Linked DNA regions of Homo sapiens: regions 2 and 3 are each linked to region 1. A link is a contact called in ENCODE Hi-C or POLR2A ChIA-PET data. All regions are on one chromosome and are shown on one strand. The core of a region is the stretch at or near the end of the contact, and the rest is flanking DNA. Distances in the headings are between cores, read along the strand shown. Region 1 overlaps UNC13A (unc-13 homolog A). Region 2 holds the start of GTPBP3 (GTP binding protein 3, mitochondrial). Region 3 holds the start of MRPL34 (mitochondrial ribosomal protein L34).

Region 1 (2,954 bases), core at 368-2,867:
GGTGGTGGTTAGCAAGGGTAGAGTTGGGGTCATCCGGGGTAGATCCTTGGGTCGAGTGTCAGCCTCACAGAGCACTGGGGCAGGGCAATGTTGTTGGATGTTCTTAGGAGACAGAAGTGCAGAAGAAAGTAGTCCCAGCTACCTGGGAGGCTGGGGCAGGAAGATCGCTTGAGCTCAGGAGTTTAAGGCTGCAATGAGCTATGATTGTGCCACTGCACTCCAGCCTGGGTGACCGACATAGCGAGACCCTGTCTTTAAAAAAACAAAAAACTATGGGCCAGGCGCGGTGGCTGACGCTTGTAATTCCAACACTTTGGGAGGCCAAGGCAGTGGATCACCTGAGGTTAGGAGTTCGAGACCAGCGTGGCCAACATGGTGAGACCCCCCCCCCCGCCACCCCCATCTGTACTAAAAACACAAAAAATCAGCCCGGTGTGGTGGTGCATGCCTGTAATCCCAGCTACTAGGGAGGCTGAGGCAGAAGAATCGTTTGAACCCGGGAGACAGAGGTTGCAGTGAGCCGCGATTGTGCCACTGCACTCCAGCCTGGGTGACAGAGGGAGATGCCCACTCAAAAAATAAAAATAAATAAAAATAAATAAAAATGCACAGGGGTAAGGGTAAATCAGAGCTGGTTAGCTGGTATTATCTAGGGGGCCTGGGAGCTCTTATGGGACAAGATTGAAGCCAGTTCCATGTCGTGTCAGCACAGGGCTCTTGGTCAGAAGGTTTTGGGGCGATTGGCCCCTTTAGGGGATACTCAGGAGGAGAAGCATGGTCTAGTGGGAGGTCAGATGTCAGCCAGGGTGGGCCGGAGTACTTCAGGGATAGAGGTACAACCTGGGAGGTGGACAAGAGGGAGAAGCTGGGCGTGACCCTGTAGGAGGGGCTCTTATCCAGCTGGCGTCAGGGCAGGTCACTGGGACTGCTTAGGGGCAGGAGCACAGGTGAGGGGCATGCGGGAGGCGGTGTCACCCATGGTGAGGCACCAGGGCAGGCTCATGTCTGGAGGGCATCTTGGAAGTAAGAGGGGTGGGCTGGGGGTGTGGGGGGCTGGGGAAAGGGCCACGTCGTGGGTCTAGAGGAGAGCCTGGTTAAAGAGCTTCTGGGTGGGACATTAGGGGCAGGGCCGTGCGGGCAGCAGTTCAGCCGGCAGAGGGCACAGGCGCGGGTATCTCAGGGTGGGAGCATGGCCTTGCAGGGCGGTGTCTGAGGGGCGGGAGCTGGATGTAAAACTATGCGGTCATTTTTCGGTGGGTGGAAAAATGGGAAGAACAGGCGTGGGCGTGGCCCAGCTCGGGGTCAGCTGCTGTGGGCGCGGCCAAGCACAGGGTTGTAGGTCAAGTAACGGGGCAGGGGCGGGGCTAGCGTAGCGTGGGAGGTGACAGGTGTGGGCACCCCGGTGTGGGCGTGGCCCGCAAATGCGGTGGGGACGGGGCCGTGGGCGGGGCATCACAGTAGGTGTGGCCTGTCTCACGTTCCGCCCCTCCCCACGCAGCACGCTGAGCGCCGACGCGGGTCCCGAGTGCTATGAGCTGCAGGTGTGCGTCAAGGACTACTGCTTCGCGCGCGAGGACCGCACGGTGGGGCTGGCCGTGCTGCAGCTGCGTGAGCTGGCCCAGCGCGGGAGCGCCGCCTGCTGGCTGCCGCTCGGCCGCCGCATCCACATGGACGACACGGGCCTCACGGTGCTGCGAATCCTCTCGCAGCGCAGCAACGACGAGGTGGCCAAGGAGTTCGTGAAGCTCAAGTCGGACACGCGCTCCGCCGAGGAGGGCGGTGCCGCGCCTGCGCCTTAGCGCGGGCGGTCGGCCGAGCGGCACTGCGCCTGCGCGGAGGGCGCTGGGCGGGGAGGGACGGGGCTTGCGCCTTGGTGGGACCTCCCCAGGGGCGGGGCTCGGGGGGCTCCACGCCAAGGGTGGGCTGCGCCTACGCCCTTGACTCAGCTTTCCCTTTTGGGGAATTAGGAATGGAGGATGCCCCGCCCTCTCGGGAGGCCACGCCCAAGGGCGCGACGAAGGAAGGAGCCACATCCCCAACTTGAGGCCACGCCCCCAGCACCTAGGGGGCATTTTGAGCTGGGATGGGGGAAACCTCGTCCCTATGGAGGAGGCCACATCCCGGGGCTCTGGTACCGGGAGGCACCACCTCATGTCCCCTGGAAAAGCCATAAGATGGGACCCAGACCCCTGGGACCCCAGACCAATTGCCAAGTATGGAAATCTCAGCTCCCTCGAGGGGGGGCCCTGGGCAAGGGGTAGGGCTCTCTGGAGCGCCCCTCTAGGTGGCCTGGGGACTGGAGGGACCAGGATGCTGGTTGGAGGGCCCCGGAATACCGGAGTCCCTTTAGATATTTGTGCAAAAAATAAATGGGGGGAGGGGGGAGGATGGGATTTCAAAAGCACATGCGCCCTTGGGCGCCCAAACCCTGGGGGCCGAGGGGACGGCTCTGGTTCCCCACGCTGCCCCTACTTCCCTTTGGGAGTTTGCCTCTCCCTCTCCCCCAACAAACCCAGTCCTCATATCATAGAGTTCAACACACCCATTTGACAGATGGCAAAACTGAGGCTTAAAGAGCTGCTTGAGACTTGGCCAAGGTTCCAGGTGCCATACCCTCTGTGCCCCTCCCTTAGGCCTGTGTGCCCCATGGAAGGGTGGGCTGAGATCGGGATGACCTGACACAGCTCCCTATTGCTGCTAATTCCCCCTCGGCCTCCTCCAAGGGGTGGGAATTCCAGGCCAAGACCCCTACTTCGCCTTTCCTTCTCCGGCTGCCAAGCAGGACCTTTGCCCTCAGCCCTTTCTCCTGGGATCTCCATGGGGGATGCCATGAGGGCCTCCCACCACAAAAGAGAATTTGGGATCCCCTGGTCCCAGGTTTCTCCATCCCTTCTTCCTTTTCCAGAATTTTCCAAATAGGAAAGAACAGAAGGAGACCAGAAACTCTAGGGGGG
Region 2 (3,026 bases), core at 23-2,522, 270 kb after region 1:
AATGCGGGATTGAGAGGGGGTCTCATGCAGGGGTTGCACAGATGGGGTCTCTGAGGGAGAGAATGGACAAATGGGGGACTTGCTTTGGTGAGGGTCTCGGCCCAGCCACGGCAGAGGTGGCCCAGCTCTCCGTCCAGCTGCCTGAGGGCCTGCCGCCGCTGCGCCTCTGTTTCCGCGTGGATAAGGTCCGCCAGCCCCTCCACTTCGGTCAGGTTCAGCTTCCCATTGGCGAACGCCCGTCTGGTGAACTCGCCTGCCTCCGCCGGTCGAAGCCCTGGCACGCTGCCTGCAGGAAGGTCCCAGTCTGACACCCCCTGGTCCCCACCCAGGCCCATTGGGAGGACCAAGCATCTCACCCAACGCTGCAACTCACCCAAGGCCTGCAGGACGCCGCTCACCACTGCCGGGCCTCCATGCACGTGGAACTCCACGCAGTCCTCACCGGTGAAACTCTGGGGACCTAATGTGACAGACAGGTGACAGGAGGACAGCACAGCCAGTGCAAACCCTTGGAAGGGGGAAACTGAGTCATGGGACCTACAGGAGGCTCGGAACCTGGGGACCCTCACCTGGGAACCAGAGCACCAGTGCGCGGTCCAGAGGCTCCCCGGAGCGGGGATCGCTGAGCAGGCGCAGGCTGGCGTGGCGAGCAAGGGGCAGGTCTCGGGGTGCTGTGAGAATTCGGAGGGCGTGGCCGCTGGCGGGGCCGCTGGTCCGGATCACTGCGATGCCGCAGCGGCCTTGGCCAGAGCTTAGCGCGAAGATGGTGGCGCCGGAGCCGGGGGCTGGTGCGCCGCTGCTCCGGCGCGTGCACAATCTGGAACCGGAGGGGAGGCGAATCAGCGCACCTGGGAGGCTCAGCCTCAGTGTCAAGTAGACCGAGGGCTCGATGATCGCGAGATGCTCCAGGTGGGGGGGTTCTGCGGCTGGGGGATGCACAAATTGGATGTTCTGAAGGCCGAAGGGTGACCGGATTAGGGACTGTGAGGCCAGAAGGAGACCCAGATATGGGCTCTGCCGCAAGGGTCATGAACGATTGAGGCACGGAAGAACGCGAATGATTGCTCTGCCGCAGGGAATTGGGCCCCTAAAACCCAGGGAGTGGGTCTGGGGTCCAAGCAGCACCCCAAGCTGTCGCACCCCTTCCCCTGTAGCCCCACCTGCGAGGCCCACGTGCCGCTTGGGCCGCCAGGGTCCAAAGCCCCCGCCACATGGATTTACAACCTGCGACCCGCCTGCCCGACCTGCCTGTGTGGCTTCAAGTCTGGGCAGGGGGCCCCGCCCACTCCGCGGCTTGACTAGTAAAGTGCTCAACTATTCTCGACCACCATTGGGTATCTTAGGATACGTCCTGCCCACCGTCTGAAGATACTCGCTTCCATTGGCTGGTGCAAGGGAGAGCGGGAGCGGGAGGCGGTATGGAGGTAGGTGTAGCGAAATGTTGTTCCCCGGGCAACATGAGACCAAATTTTTAGGGTCCTAGCGCAGCGAGGCTGACAATAGGAATAAGGAATGGAAGAAAGGACAGAGTTTGGCACAGGGCAGTGCAAATTACAGCGAGGGGAGGTTTTGAGTCCCGCATTTTCCATCTGCTCACTCCGCAGCCTTAGGCGTGGCAAGGACCTATGTGCGTTCAGTTTTCCCGTTCAAGAAAGGAGGGACTACACCTCTTTACGTTCAGGTTCAGACCGGAAACTCAGAGCATCTCGGTGACCGGGAGGGACGAGTACTGGAGAACCCACGCCCTGATCCAGGGAAAATCTTGCCCGAACTTCTGGAAAGAGTCCTACTTGCTTTTTCCGGAACTCTCCAGATTCTCTCCCCTCCCCAGCGTTCCCTTCTGCCGTTCCCTCGGCTTCGGATGCCCTTCCTCATTTGACAAACTCGTCTTCAAGGCCTAGCTCCAAGATCCCCTCCTCCAGGAAGTCTTCCTGGAACCCCCAGCACAGCCCTCTCTCCACTGTGGACTTCCTTGGCTCTCTGTCTCTCTGGTCCAGGTCTGCACCTGCAGAGCCAAGTGTCCGGTCAGTCTCTGGCTCCCCGAAAGCCAGAAAGGGGAGCCTCGGAGATTGCTTTCAGGTTAACCCAGGACAGCACTGAAACTCGGAATAAAGCGCTGATGGTGGAATTCCAGGCACTGGCTGGGCGGGGTCTCCGGGAGCGCCTTCGCATGGCGGATTCTCTGGTTCTGGATCAGAGCGGGCGGGCGGCGCACTTGCGTGTTAAGAAAAATCTGTCTGACAGAATAGAGTTCTAATACCCCCTTACCTCGCCCTGCTCAATATTTTTATTTACTTTATTATTTTATTTTATTTTATTTTTGAGACAGGGTCTCACTCTGTCGCCCAGGCTGGAGTGCAGTGGCGCGATCACGGCTCTTGCAACCTCCAACTTTTGGGCTCAAGGGATCCGCCCGCCTCAGCCTCCTGAGTAGCTGGAACCACAGGCGCGAGCCACCATGCCAGTCTAACTTTTCGGTGTTTCTTTTTGTTTGTTGTTTTTGTTTGTTTGTTTTGTTTTCGTTTTTTTGGTGGAGACGGGGATCTCACTACGTTGCCCAAGCTTTTTTTTTTTTTTTTTTTTTTTTTTGAGACGGGGTCTCGCTCTGTCGCCCAGGCTGGAGTTCAGTGGCGCGATCTAGACTCACTGCAACCTCCGCCTCCCAGGTTCAAGCGATTCTCCTGCCTCAGACTCCCAAGTAGCTGGGACTACAGGCGTGCGCCACCATGCCTGGCTAATTTTTTGTATTTTTAATAGAGACAGGGTTTGGCCATGTTGGTCAGGCTGGTCTCGAACTCCTTGCCTCAGGTGATCTACCCGCCTTGGCCTCCCAAAATGCTGGGATTACAGGCGTGAGCCACTGCGCCCGGCCGAGGCTTTAATATTTTAAGTTGTAAAATAGGAACAAATGATGACATATTTATATTTCATCTGCCATTCTCTAGTTGTTACATCTGTAACAAGCTAGTTATTACATCTGTAACAAGCTAGTTGTTACATCTGTAACAAGCGTACAGCAAGCGCCT
Region 3 (2,748 bases), core at 159-2,658, 300 kb after region 1:
AGCCGGGTGTGGTGGTGGGCGCCTATAATCCCAGCTATTCGGGAGGCTGAGGCAGGAGATTGCTTGAACCCAGGAGAGGGAGTTTGCAGTGAGCCGAGATCGTGCCACTGCACTCCAGCCTGGGGGACAGAGCGCAGTGGTTCATGCCTGTAATCCCAGCACTTTGGGAGGCAGAGGAGGGCGGATCACCTGAGGTCGGGAGCTCGAGACCAGCCTGACCAACATGGAGAAACCCCATCTCTACTAAAAATACAAAATTAGCCGGGCGTGGTGGCGCATGCCTGTAATCCCAGCTACTCGGGAGGGTGAGGCAGGAGAATCGCTTGAACCCGCAAGGCGGAGGTTTTAATGAGCCGAGATCCCCCCATTGCACTCCAACCTGGGCAACAAAAGGGAAACTGTCTCAAAAAAAAAAAAGAGTTATGACACATATAAGGCAAGTGGAACTTTGAACATTTATTACACGTTTAATAATATTTCAAAATTATTGATAATTCTTTTGGATGTGATAAGCTTTGTAATTGTCTTTTAATGAGCTCTCATCTTGGAGAGATACATTCTGAAATATTTACAGAAGAAATAATCCGATGCCTGAGATCAGCTTCAAAAGAACTCAGGATGGGGCAGGGACGGGTTGTAGGTAGTCGGTAGTCAGGGTACTGGGTACACGGATGTTCTTTGTACTGTTCTTTGGTCTGTTGCGCAGGTTCGAAATGCTTCCTAATTAAAAAGCCTAAAAAGGGACTTGGCAAGCTCCCATCCAGACTTCAACCCCACAATATGGAGAGCACTCAGGTCCGAGGCGTTCCTGCTCCCCAGCTCCCTGCAAAAATAGCGCCAGGCAAGGTCCGAGGCGAGGGCGATGCTTCCATGAGGGTCCCGCCGACTGCGTCGCGATCCTCAATGGCTCAGCGACTTGCGGCCCTTGAGCATTCGGCGAAGGATGACCTGCACGCCGGCCGGCGTGCTCAGGCGCCGGACCCAGCCGTGCTTGTTCTTGCGTTTGATGTTGCTCGGCTGATACTCATTCCCGCGAGCCTTGCCCCGGGCCTGCTGCGGGGTGGGGAGGCCCCAGGCGTCTGGGAACCCCAGCCAGGCCCGGGGCTGGAGCCACCTGCGTGGGTAGAGGGACGGCGAGAAAGGTCAGACGGGGCGCTGGGTGACCTTGGCGCTCAACCTCTCTGAGCCTCGGCTCCCGGAGACAGAGCCTGGCTGCAAAATGCGCAAGGCACTGGCAGGTCACGCGGGCAGTGAAGAGTGGCGCCAGCCTCCGAAGCCGCCCTTATTCCCTGATTTGGGGAAGGGTCCCCCTGAGGACTTACCTGCCACCCAGCAACGCTGCCGACCTACTCGTGGGGCCCAACAGGGATCCAGCCAAGACAGCCATATCCGCAGTGGGTCCCGCAGTACCGGCTGCGGGCGATTCCGGAGCCCAGAGCCGCTCCAGCCCTGGAACAAAGGATTATGGGAAATGTAGTTTCTCCTAACGTGCAAAAAAGAGGCCGTTGGGGAAAACCCTGAAGTTGTAGTTCTGCGCCTGCGCAACAGAGGCGCGCCAGTCTATATCCGCGGGGCACAGGGATGCTCTGCATACACACCAACAGGTAGCCGGCGAACGGCGCCTTCTGAGCAAGCGCGTGCGCACAAGGCATTATCTCCCGCGGTCAGCTGGCAGCTGAGCTGTAGTTCTCTCTCCTATTGACCGGCAGAGGGTGCCCCGCGGTGGCCGGGCGCAGCTGGTGGCAGCTGCAGGAAGCGGCTGGTTGGTCTTCCCGCCCCCAGCGGGAGCTGGGCAGATGGCACACAGCTGGCTGGCAGCTTGTCCTGGCTGCAGCCAAGTCTCCGCCTCTTGGCAGGAAGCCGAGGAGGCCTGAGTTCAAGCTCGCTGCGTGTCCTTGGGGTGGTCCCTGCGCCACTCTGGGCTTTCTCAATCTGTAAACTCAGGGATTGCAAGCTTGTCTTTGGCAATCTTGCCCCCATTTTGGGCCCTAGAAGAATTCTCCTCTGTTGTTAGAACCAAAAAAAAAAAAAAAAAAAAGGAAGAAAAATTTTCTGATACTCAGATCTGAACCCCTCCCCTACTCACACACTATCCTTGGCTCCCCATTTCCCCAGGTAAAACCTGCTCAGCCCTTCCATCAGGCATGCAAAACCCTCTACACACACCATCTTACATTTCAGCCACACTCTCCTCTCTGCCTGGTGTTCCCCTATCCGCCCTTTAAAAATCCTTTCCTCTCCAAGGGCTGAGTGAGGTGTGGCTCATGCCTGTAATTCCAGCATTTTGGGAGGCTGAGGAGGGAGGATCCCTTGGGGCCAGGAGTTTGAGACCAGCCTGGGGACATGGTAGCAACCACCTATAGTCTCAAGTACTTGAAGGTGAGGTGGGAGGATTCCCTGAACCCAGGAGATCCAGGCTGTAGTGAGCAATGATAGCGCCAATGCACTGCAGCCTGGGCAACGGAGTGAGATCCTTTCTCAAAAAAAAAAGGAGTCGTCTTCTCTCAACCGCTGTCCATTCTTCTGGCCCGACTGCTTTCCCTTGACTCTCCCCCAAGTTCAAGGGCTCCTCAAGGGCCAGGGGCCTGGGGCTGTATCCCTACAAGTGCCAGCTTGGGGTTCATGCAGAGAGGTGTTTGCTAAATGAATAAACTGTATAGTCTCCCAGAAGTGCCCTTAGTGGGCAAGAGTAGGTGTCTGGACGGAATCCAGCTCTGGCAGCAAATTCCAGGGGATGTGAGTGGCCAA

Evidence for each region. A loop is a pair of places that touch in the nucleus more often than their neighbours do. ChIA-PET counts read pairs that join two places held with the same protein, here RNA polymerase II (POLR2A). Pooled maps may share reads with other maps.
Region 2: a loop to region 1 is called in a pooled map, with 12 times the contacts of the local background. The contact joins the promoter of GTPBP3 here to the enhancer-like site in region 1. A Hi-C loop is called at or near these places in 1 of 37 single-sample maps with no recorded cell type and 7 of 50 pooled maps. POLR2A ChIA-PET finds 5 or more read pairs at or near these places in 1 of 52 experiments (WTC11).
Region 3: a pooled map shows a loop between it and region 1 (4-fold over the local background). The contact joins the promoter of MRPL34 here to the enhancer-like site in region 1. A Hi-C loop is called at or near these places in 6 of 50 pooled maps. POLR2A ChIA-PET finds 5 or more read pairs at or near these places in 2 of 52 experiments (activated B cell and activated T-cell).

What each region holds. Positions count from the first base shown.
Region 1 is chr19:17,604,899-17,607,852 of GRCh38, reverse strand. UNC13A (unc-13 homolog A) reads left to right here. Exons shown (of 44, transcript NM_001080421.3): 44 at 1,499-2,954. The coding sequence ends at 1,799. Among named protein-coding and RNA genes, the nearest start is that of COLGALT1, 51 kb to the right of the region's middle. RefSeq lists silencers at 1,193-1,412, 1,783-2,042 and enhancers at 1,127-2,031, 2,032-2,936. Within about 2 kb of position 1,617, at least 21 of the 41 ENCODE cell types and tissues checked have a DNase peak (open chromatin) inside an H3K27ac peak, as active enhancers do.
Region 2 is chr19:17,335,799-17,338,824 of GRCh38, reverse strand. GTPBP3 (GTP binding protein 3, mitochondrial) reads right to left here and starts at 1,272. Exons shown (of 9, transcript NM_032620.4): 1 at 1,161-1,272; 2 at 570-817; 3 at 374-460; 4 at 84-286. The coding sequence starts at 1,213. RefSeq lists enhancers at 288-959, 960-1,631, 1,632-2,303.
Region 3 is chr19:17,304,532-17,307,279 of GRCh38, reverse strand. MRPL34 (mitochondrial ribosomal protein L34) reads right to left here and starts at 1,408. Exons shown (of 2, transcript NM_023937.4): 1 at 1,323-1,408; 2 at 437-1,114. The coding sequence starts at 1,387. The coding sequence ends at 901. RefSeq lists a silencer at 1,095-1,154 and an enhancer at 1,385-1,464.